Regions from separate parts of the Homo sapiens genome. Here region 1 is linked to region 2. Evidence: chromatin contacts called from ENCODE Hi-C or POLR2A ChIA-PET data. All regions are on one chromosome and are shown on one strand. Each heading gives the region's core, a stretch centred on a gene start or an enhancer-like site at or near the end of the contact. The rest is flanking DNA. Distances are from core to core; before and after follow the strand shown.

Region 1 (5,041 bases), core at 183-2,682, 330 kb before region 2:
GTCCCACAGGAGGTTCTGGAAAACACCGGGTGTCTGTCATCTCTGCTTCTAAGATGATAATCACTATGATGAGATTGAACCTCAATAGGCAGCACATCTAATGCCAAGACTGGTCTTTGATGTGTGAGTGCATCTGGTGCAGAGGTGAATACTGGGGCTTACCTGTCATTGACAGGCAAAAGGGCAGTGCAGAACTTCCCAATAATGGTAGTCCGGTCTTTTTTCCAAACTCGGTTGGAAGACTGAAACTTGAATTTCACTTGGTTTATCTGGCATTGTGGGGTGGCATGGGCTATGATTCCTTTCCCATAGCGTTGCTGCTTAGGTCTGCAAGAAAAGGGTAAAGGGAAAGTAAATGACTGTAGCCCTTACCACCTGTACTTCCCCTTTGGCTCCGATCGGGCTCTGCTGGTGGCACTGGTTGGCTGTCATGCACCAAGGGGTTAGCTCCTTACCACAGTCCTTTGTGTCACCTTCACCAGCCCCTCTGCCCACACCTACAGCTTTGAATATGACCAAGAAAGTAGTTGTTGATTTTTTAGAATAAACAAGTGGACACTGCAACAAAATAGTAGCTCCTGGATTTTCATATCTGGAAAAACTGTTCCTCGTTCTTGGATTCCTAGCTGGAGGAGATCTTCACCTTCAGATCTAATTACCCAGAAGTAGAAACCCTCTTTTAGGACATTCCTTTTCAAAGAATTCTGTGTAAGGACTTTTCTGTTTTAGGCTAAGTATGAATGTGTGGGTGGAAACAGCAACAAGAAAACATCATGAAGCGCAGACAGAGTTGGGTGGAACCCAGGTTTGTCTTCCCAGCTGTATGGCTTTGGACAAGTTACCTAAGCTGGCAAGGTGGCTGTGGAGTCACATAGCAACTAGGTGTAAGTTCCAGCTTCCCTACATGCTGCTATGAACTTGAACCGTAGGGTTTGGTTCATACTGACTTCAGCTGAGGAGACTCAGAGTGAAAATGGCATCCAGTTCTGTCTTAACCCAGCCTCTTGGCTTTGCCCCCCCAGATTCCCTTTATGTTTAAAGATTCAGGCACCACTTTGGACTGAGACAAAGATGAGGGAGGAGTATGAAGTGATCAACCTAGCAGGGTGCTTCCAAAAGGGCTGTGGTACCCCCTAGGTACTAGGTACTGGAGACAAAAGCAAAAAATCGTGAGATTCAATGAGGAAAGTCTTCACGCTGAGTGCAAGGCACAGCCCAGCCAGCAGATCCTGAGGGTGGTGAGTGGGGGATCAAGGAGGGCGCCCAGCAGAGCTGCACCACCCAGCTAGGGAAGGAATTTGACTTGTGGGGCCCTTTGTGATCCTCCCTGGAATCCAAGTGGGACTCTGAAAAAGAGGAAAGAAGGAGGGCGCTGCGTTCCTCTCGGCGGGGGCAGGGGTGGTGTGGGGAACCACCCTTGCCAACTGGGTTTCCTGTTCCTTTCTGGCCTTCGCAGAGTGGTGATAGGGCCTCTTTGTGTTCTTTTTAGTCCAGTGTTAGTCATATCACTTGTTTTTTCCTTCTGAGGGAAGATCATGTATAATTTTGTTTAAAAACCATTCCCTCTTTTTTTAAATTCACAAGTCTTTTGAAATATTACAGAGGGAATAAATAAGATTGTTTCCTTTAAGCTTAGACTGAAGAGTTTGTAAAATACAAGGAATATGAAAAATCTTTTAAGTGAGTGGTTTGGGGAGTTGGCCCAGGTTAATTCTCCAATTAGAAGGAAATCTTAGCGTCGCATAAAGCTATAGAAATTTGGAAAAAGACCACACATAACCTCCCCGTTTTTCCCCCAATTTCTGATCTGCAAGAAGTGAATCATGTTCTGGTGCCTTCTTCAAAAGAGTTATGTGAACCTCTTCATGGAGGAGGAAGCGCTAATCTGTGGATGTTGACTGGAATTACTCGGGGAGCTTTTAAAATGTAGCTGTGGAGCCTATGCCCAGAGACCCTGATGTGATTGGTCTGGGTTGGGGGGCTTGGCGTCAGTATTTTTTAAAGCTCTCCAGGTGATTCTAACGTGCAGTCAGGGTTGTGGGTCATTTTCATGACTCCTGCCAGTGTTGCTGGACCTACCAATGGGCTAGAAGATGATGAAAACACCCTTCTAGAAGTAGCACAACCTTGAGCGGGTCTAATGAAAGGTACTTGGCTTACTGATATCCAGCCACAATCTGCAAGGCTCTGTGGGCACCTGCAGGCCTGTGCTGGAATCCTGATGGCTGTACCTAGCTGTGTGACTTTGGGTGAGCCAGAAGGAACACCAGCTAGTGGCCACGGTTTTGGGAGTGAAATGCACTCCTTCCAGCAGAAACTTGTAGTGCCTCACAGCAGAGTTCATGTCCAACATCCCAACCCGAGAAATATCTCCAAACTCACATCTGATCTCATCACTGTCCTGTTTAAAACTCCCAGTGGCTCTCCAAACTACTCTCAGGATAAAAACCTGTCCTTCAAGGCCTGGCAGGGTCTGGCTCTGACTTGCCTCTCCAGCCTCACAGCATCCCCACAACCCCAAATCTGTGCTCCAGACACACCAGAGGTGTCACATTCTCTCTAAGCCTGGCCTGGGTAGCTCCTGGAAAGCCTGCTCATCATTTCCTTGGACTCAGTCAGACTCTGTCTTCTATGCTGTCACTCTCAGGGCATTGCTCACTCATTTAAGTGTGTGTGCACTGGTCATTTCCCTGTTTGCTCTGGACTGATCTATTCCCCTGCAGGTTCCCCCACCAACAGGTTCCAGTGAGGTCTAACCCAGTGGAAGCATGCTCAGGTGGGTGGCTGCTTTGGGCAGGGGTTCCAGAGGGGCCGCACTTCCCATGGGTTCAGCTCCTGCCAAGCAGCCTTCCCTGTGGACCCAGCTTTGCCAACTCCACTCCTGCTTTGTCCCTCTAGCCTAGGGTTGTATTGGCTCCTGTTGTGATTAATCTCTGCATTGTGTCCCCATCTCTGTTTTCCAGCTCATCCAACACACTTGTAATGAGTTCACTGTGCTAAATTCCTTCTCTTGGACCTCCTCTGTTTTCCTGACCGGACTCTCACTGAGACAGTGACATTATCTGACAATCTGTCTCCCGCTGGCTTGTGAATAACTAACCGGTTGCTTTTTAAAGAAGCATGCACCATGGCTGCTGACTTCCTATCCCCTGCAGGCTGTGGCTCCCTACAGTTGGGGTTCCTTGCCCTCTCACTTCAAGCGTAGTCCCACCAGCCCCCAAGCCCAAGTCTGCCCCAACAAAGGAAGGGAATGACTACCCCCAGTTTCAGGAATCACCCAGCACCAAGCCCTCCTGGCCGCTAGTCTGGCCCTCAGCTCGCACTCCGTTGCTGACTGACCCTGTGCCTCAGATTCCATTCTGGTAACTGACCCAGAACTGCTCTCCTTTCCCAGGAGTGGGTGCTCTCCAGGCTCTGGCTAGCCCTTCCTGGGCTGGTGACTGAGGCCCTCCTCCCTACTGACATCCCTGATACCCGCACTGTCTGGATTCCAGAGTACTGTTTCCTCTCAGGGACCTGATTCCTATGTCCTCTCCATCTGTTGGGACATGCCATCCCTGCTGCCTGCTTGCCCTGCCTACTCTCATCTGAATCTGCTATACTTGGACCCACTACTGAACAGCTCCTCAGCATGTGTCTGTGGCTGGATCTATAGTAGGTGCTGCCCCCAGCCAAGCCGGCTGGGCCCATGCATCAGCAATCACACAGTCCCTGACCTGGGATGTCCATGTGTGTAAAATGAAAAAGTAACCAACTCCTAAGGGGAGGAGTCAACCAGGTGGGACACTTACGTACATGGTGATCTTAGATGAAGAGGTGATGTTACTGCTAAGGAAGGTAACCTCGATGTTGGTGTCCTTGTTTCTCAGTTCCTTCAAGTGAAACTCCACGAGGCTGTGATGCACTAGGAAACCAAAGCACAACAGAGACTGGCCAGAGGGCAGAAGGTGCAATGGGCAAAAACCCCAGAGAGCAGCAGTGTGGTTGGGAATCTTGGCTCTATCTCTTAGTGGCTGTGTGCCCAGGAGCAGATCACCTATAATCTCAGGTCCTCAGTTTCCTCAAGTGCAAATTGAGGATAATAAAAATAGACACTTGGCTGGGCGCAGTGGTTCACGCCTGTAATCCCAGCACTTTGGGAGGCCGAGGCGAGTGGATCACCTGAGGTCAGGAGTTTGAGACCAGTCTGACCAACATGGTGAAACCCCATCTCTACTAAAAATATAAAAATTAGCCAGGTGTGGTGGCGGGTGCCTGTAATCCCAGCTACTCAGGAGGCTGAGACAGGAGAATCGCTTGAACTCAGGAGGCAGAGTTTGCAGTGAGCAGAAATTGCACCACTGCACTCCAGCCTGGGCGGCAGAGCAAGACTCCGTCTAAAAAAAAAAAAAAATAGATACCCTAGGTCTGAAATAAGTGGGTTAATATGTATGAACTTCTCAGGACAGTGCCTGTGCCTAGGAAGCATTCAGTAATGTTAGTTTTTGTTATTTTGTAATACTAATGTTTTACTTCCCCTTGTTTGCTGACATATTCATGGTGGGATGATCTTGAATGAGCCAAAATGCATCTATCATATACGGCTATCTTTTGTTTGTGTCCCCTCCGAGTTCATGTTTAAACTGAATGCTCTGTGCAACAGTACTGAGAGGTGGGGCCTTTGAGGGAAGGGATTAAGTCATGAAGGCTCTACTATCATGAATGAAATAGTGCCTTATAGAAGGGCTCAAGGGAATTGGCAGGGCCCTTATTTGACCTCCTGCGTTCTGCTGTGTGTGAACACGGTATCTGTCCCCTCTGGAGAATGCAACAGCAAAGCACCTTCTTGGGAGCAGAAAGTGCAACCCTTATAGACATGGAGTGCCGGCGCCTTGATCTGGGACTTCCCAGCCTCTAGAGCTGTGGGAAAATAAATTTCTGAGCTTTGTAAGTTACCCAGTCTCAGGTACTGTGTCATAGTAGCACAAGTAGACTAAGACATAAACTAAAGGTTTAACTCATAAGGTCAGGCGTGGTGGCTCACTCCTGTAATCGCAGCACT
Region 2 (4,799 bases), core at 2,014-4,513:
CATCATCACCCCGCTTTGTCCTCCACTCCAACTCAAGGCTTTCCTTCCCTGTCCAAAGACAGGAGCTCTCTTTGCCTCCCTAAATCTTTGGTCTTCTCCCCTTGTACTCCCAAACCTGAACCTATCTTTCCTCTCAATGCAGGTCTACTGCACCACCTTTGACCTTCAAAGTTCAGTAACCATGATGTCAGTCCAGGGAGCCCTTCTCCAGCCCCCTGGCTCCCAGTTACCACACTGACTTGTCACCCTCAGCATTCTGGGCTGATCTTCCAAGGTGGTGGGCAGAGGGCCAGTTCCCAGCTCAGCTTTTCCTCCCAGAAGCAGAGTCCAGGCCTTGTCTATGAATCAATACATGTTTGGGAGAGTCCACAAAGAAGCAACATTACTTTAGAGAAAACCATTAGCACTGACTTTGTTCATTGATGCTACACTATCACAAATACACAGAAAAAAACCATCCAACTAGTTTTAGCTGAGGGAAAAAATAAATTCTAATTACTCTTATTTCCATAAGCAGTATATTATGCATGTCTAATTTCCGTGTAGCACAATAACAGTGTGTGGATCATTAAGTGGGTCAGTTGCGTTTCCTTTCAAAGCTGAACTCTCATCAGGTATGTTCAGTCTTCAAAGTTTGCTGATCCTGTAGCAGGGCTGTCTGCTTTCAATTTAGGGGGAAAATATCATTAGAAGAGAATGTTGGCTTAGACACAGAAGCCAGGGAGGGCAGAGGAACCTAACAGGCCAGGGAGGGCCCTCCGATCCTTCATGATTAGCTGTACAACCTCAGGCAGGCCAATTTACCCCTCTGGGCTTCTTTTCCCCCTCCCCAGGGTGGGGAACCCGGGGTACTGGTTTGCCATTCTTTTAAGCAGTAGTCTCTGTTTTTTTTTGTCTAAATGAAACATATGCAGAAGCCCAAAATATAAAGCAGGTGAAAGAACAGCTGCCTAAAGCTGCCTTTGACATATCTTCATAGAACCCTGGGGTTCTGGCTCATCCTATAATCTATTAGTTTGTAAGAACGAACAGGGCTGGCAAGCACCCCTATGCAACTCTCACAGATTTGAGGGAGGGGCCAGAATAACACCCGCATGGTGAAAGGTGGCATCCCAGGAGCATTCCTAGTGTACCTGGAGGTTAACTTGAAGGCCCCTGCAAAAATAGGTGAAGAGGAACCTTTCATTGTAAACTTCTGACGATAGTGGTTAAGAGGCATACTTGGAGTTTTCTCACACTCAAAAAAACTCAAACCAAGTGATTTTTATCTCAAATCTACCTCTCCAGATGGTTGGTGAGGATTCAATGAAGTGTTAAGTTATGCATCAATTTCAAAAGAGTCAGTTTTGAAACCTGTGGTTCTCCAAGCTCTAAAATCCTAAGCTATTTGTCCTAATGACACAGCAGACTGAACTCTAGAATACCACAGGAATATCACACCACTGCAAATTACTAGGTGGTGCTGAGTCTCCCAAAACACAGAAGTGAAACAAAAGCATTGCACTGTTTTTGAAATGCATATTCGATATGGACTAATCAAATAGGTTTTGAGATTATTTTCCTGGAGGCAGAATTATTCCGCACGGTTACACAGCCCTTAGTTTTCCCCTTTGTTGTATCTATCTATGTATAAACACATGGCCTATATAGTAGGCTATTTTCCTCTCGCTGAAGCTTCTGAAGACAAGGCCTTTTTGTCAAGGGTAAGTGCAAAACCAGTCAACCTTACAAAAGGAGTCATTTAATGCTCAATTTTCCAACTTTCCTATGATTAAACACTTCTAAGCTCAAACGCTGTTATTGTAATCTAGATGGTGTTTTCTTTCCCCCTTCCCCAACAAATGTTTAAATTGTCTCCGCTGGATTCCCCCATCCCCAACTCCCCCCTACCCCCATCTGACCTTGAAAACAGAGAAGTTTTCCTTTTCTCTACTTACCCTAAACTATTTAAAAATGGAGGCCCTCTGACCTTTTTACAACACTCTTCTTGTCTGACACACCAAATGTTAATCTGAAAGCCAAGAGGAGGGAAAAGGTCTTGCAGGGCGGGGAGGGGGTTGTGGAAAGGGGGTGGAGGTACTATATATTTGGCATCAGCTCAGAAATTCAGAAATGTTTGTGCAACCACTCCCCCAGCCAGGATCCTCCCCCACCCCCCACCCGCAACTGCCTTCTAACACATTAATAAAAAAAGATGTGAGCAGACGAAATTGGAGAGCCCAGGAGGGACAGCTAAGGCGGTCATGATTTTGTACCCAGGCAAGACCACTGATCACCATCCCACATGTCCACCCCTCCTCCCTCCCTTCCAACGTGCCAAGTTTAGGATTGGGACCTCTGCAGCTTCCACCCCCATCCCCTGAGGTGGCCCGGTAAACTTGCGGCAGTACCACCCATTAACAGCTTGTGTGAGGCAAACGGAAGGACTGACACAGCAGCCTCTGCGCGTCGGGACAGCAGCGCTGTGCACCTTAAGAATCGTTTATGTTCTTTAAAAAAAAAAAAGAAAAAAAAGTGCAATGAGCGCACAGGCCTGGAATACATTAACTTGTGAACCGACTCTATCACAACTCGAGAGAGTCCGTCTCTCCCTCAAACAAAAAGAAGGTGGGGGCGGGGGAGAAAGGCCAAGGCACATTACCATCCTGTCCCGAGCTTTCCAGATACTCCGTCAGGTCACAGCCAAACGCGCTGGCGGCTCCCTTTCGTTTCAGCTTCTGCTTAGCACCCTTGTTCTTCATGAGTTAGTCCCAAAGAGGCTGCCCCTCCGTCTCTGCCGCCCCTCTGCTTGGCACCGCTGTAAGATGGGCTCCCGGGCTAGATCACCGGCTGCCCCGCGGCTCTGGGGGGCCGCATCGGAAGATGGAAGAACTTGGGCTGGGGGCCCTGCGCATGGACCCCGCGGGCCGCGGGCCGGCAGAGCCTGAGATCCACCCCGCGCCGCTCCGGGGCCGCCGTGCCGAGGCCGTGCAGACTGGCAGCCGCGGGCCGGCTCGCCTGGGAGTGTCACTTCCTCACTTGGAGTCCTAGGGACTTTCACAGGCTCCTGCGGTGTCTTCGGGTGTTTCTCCTCAGCTTAAGAGGGAGGGCAAGCTCTCCCCACCCCTTACTAAGTGCCCCGGAGACGACGCGGACGCGGGGCGAGGAGACTGCCCAGGGGGCTGCGGTGGGTCCTGCGCCCTGGGCCCGCTGTCTCGCCTTCAGACGACTTTGGTAGAGCGAAAAACAAGCATCCTGTCGCTGCTGCCCGCCCTCACGCCTTCCTTTTTTTCCTGTCTTACAAATCCTAGGATCATCCAGCTCAGGAAATGCTGGAAGGAAGTTAGCTAGGGAGGGGGGCGGTGGGTGGAAATTTTTGGCAGCTCGGTGCTTGTGAGTGTGTGGAGCTAGAGGAAGTAGGTGGGTGGGTTGAGGAGCACGGGGTTGGGGTAGAGAACGCGTTCTCCCGAGAGCAGTTCTGCGACTCCAGAGATAACTGGGCAGCCCCGGAGGAAATCGCGCTCTTCTCGCAGGACCCGCAGCCGCAGCCGCCGCTTCCTGCCCCGCCGAGCCGGCTCTTTGAAGTGGCGGGAGGAGGTGCGCTGGCATTCTGCGGGGACCGTGCTGGTTGGGACTTTCAGAACCCTCTGCCCTGGTTTTATCCTCATTGTCATCGTATCTTTGACACTTTCTATTTCGGTGCCCGCCTGTCTGCTACGCAAATACTTAAAGAGTAATGACAGAGACAAACAGGGGACTCCAGCGGAGAAACCTGACAGGCAGTGGCTTCACGCCGGCCACTCCCATCCCAACCTCCTCTGCAGCGTTCGTGCACCCCCACCTCAGCTCACTCCCCTCCCACTCTGGGGTAAAGATACCCCTGGGCAAAGAGAGGCTGCAGCTTTGTAACCACTGCCCAGGAAATCAGATTTCTGGTTACATATTCAAGACACACACACACACTACTGCAAAGTTTTCTAAATGGAAGTGATTTGGGGGGGACAAACCAGGATTTAAGATGCCTCTGACACATGAAATGTGAAGAAAGCAGTCTCCCAGGTTCTTTCATAATTTGTTTCAAGTTGTTTCAAGAGGGCATGTTTTTTTCTTCTCCAGTTAGATTTTAAATTCTTTAACTTCTGTGTACTCAGCACACAGAAAGCACTCAAATTCTTGTGATTTAACCATTTGAGGATTAGATGAAACTTCCTGTATAAATTCAAATCCATATACAGGCTTGAAGGATAGGGGCATATGTCATACAGCTCAGATTGCTGGCAAAGCTGCATCCGTAGCATTTTAGGTACTGAATCCCTTTACAGTCACTGTCTCTCTATGTAACCTTAACAGTCTATGAACTTTGACCCTTGACATTTTCTCTATGTCAGAGGTCACAACTTGATAGCCACCCTGCCAGATCTGGCCCATAGATGTACTTGGCTGGCAGACACCATGCTTTAACACGTTTTAAAATTAGTAGCTAGCATTAAAAAGTTAAGAGATTTCACATAAAATCTGAATTTCTGGCTTCTCTTGAAAAAATGGAAGATCTAGTTACACCACAAGTGCATTCCCATATGGCAAGGACGGCTGATGCTGAGTTGTGGCAGGCCCCTTGGAGGCACCCTCTTTAGAGAGACGACTCTTGCAGTTTTGCAGACCCCACGGCCTGTCTTCCCCCTTTTGCACCTGCCTGGCCTCTGCTGCCACTTGAGTTTGCAGCCCAACCTCTATGAATTGTCTTTCCTGTTTTTCATTTTCCATCTCTCAGTGACACTGAGAAGCATTTGCCCCAGTCATCTTGGTGAAATGTCTTCAAG

The links. A loop is a pair of places that touch in the nucleus more often than their neighbours do. ChIA-PET counts read pairs that join two places held with the same protein, here RNA polymerase II (POLR2A). Pooled maps may share reads with other maps.
Region 1: a pooled map shows a loop between it and region 2 (2.2-fold over the local background). The contact joins the enhancer-like site here to the promoter of ARHGAP31 in region 2. A Hi-C loop is called at or near these places in 4 of 37 single-sample maps with no recorded cell type and 12 of 50 pooled maps. POLR2A ChIA-PET finds 5 or more read pairs at or near these places in 1 of 52 experiments (B cell).

Annotation. Positions count from the first base shown.
Region 1 is chr3:119,623,987-119,629,027 of GRCh38, reverse strand. PLA1A (phospholipase A1 member A) reads right to left here. Exons shown (of 11, transcript NM_015900.4): 9 at 3,796-3,904; 10 at 163-327. Among named protein-coding and RNA genes, the nearest start is that of PLA1A, 29 kb to the right of the region's middle. RefSeq lists an enhancer at 4,704-4,903. Within about 2 kb of position 1,432, at least 15 of the 41 ENCODE cell types and tissues checked have a DNase peak (open chromatin) inside an H3K27ac peak, as active enhancers do; they include B cell, where a contact is called at or near this core.
Region 2 is chr3:119,292,847-119,297,645 of GRCh38, reverse strand. It overlaps ARHGAP31 (Rho GTPase activating protein 31), which reads right to left and starts at 3,263. Exons shown (of 12, transcript NM_020754.4): 1 at 2,642-3,263. The coding sequence starts at 2,741. RefSeq lists a silencer at 2,831-2,950 and an enhancer at 3,791-3,840.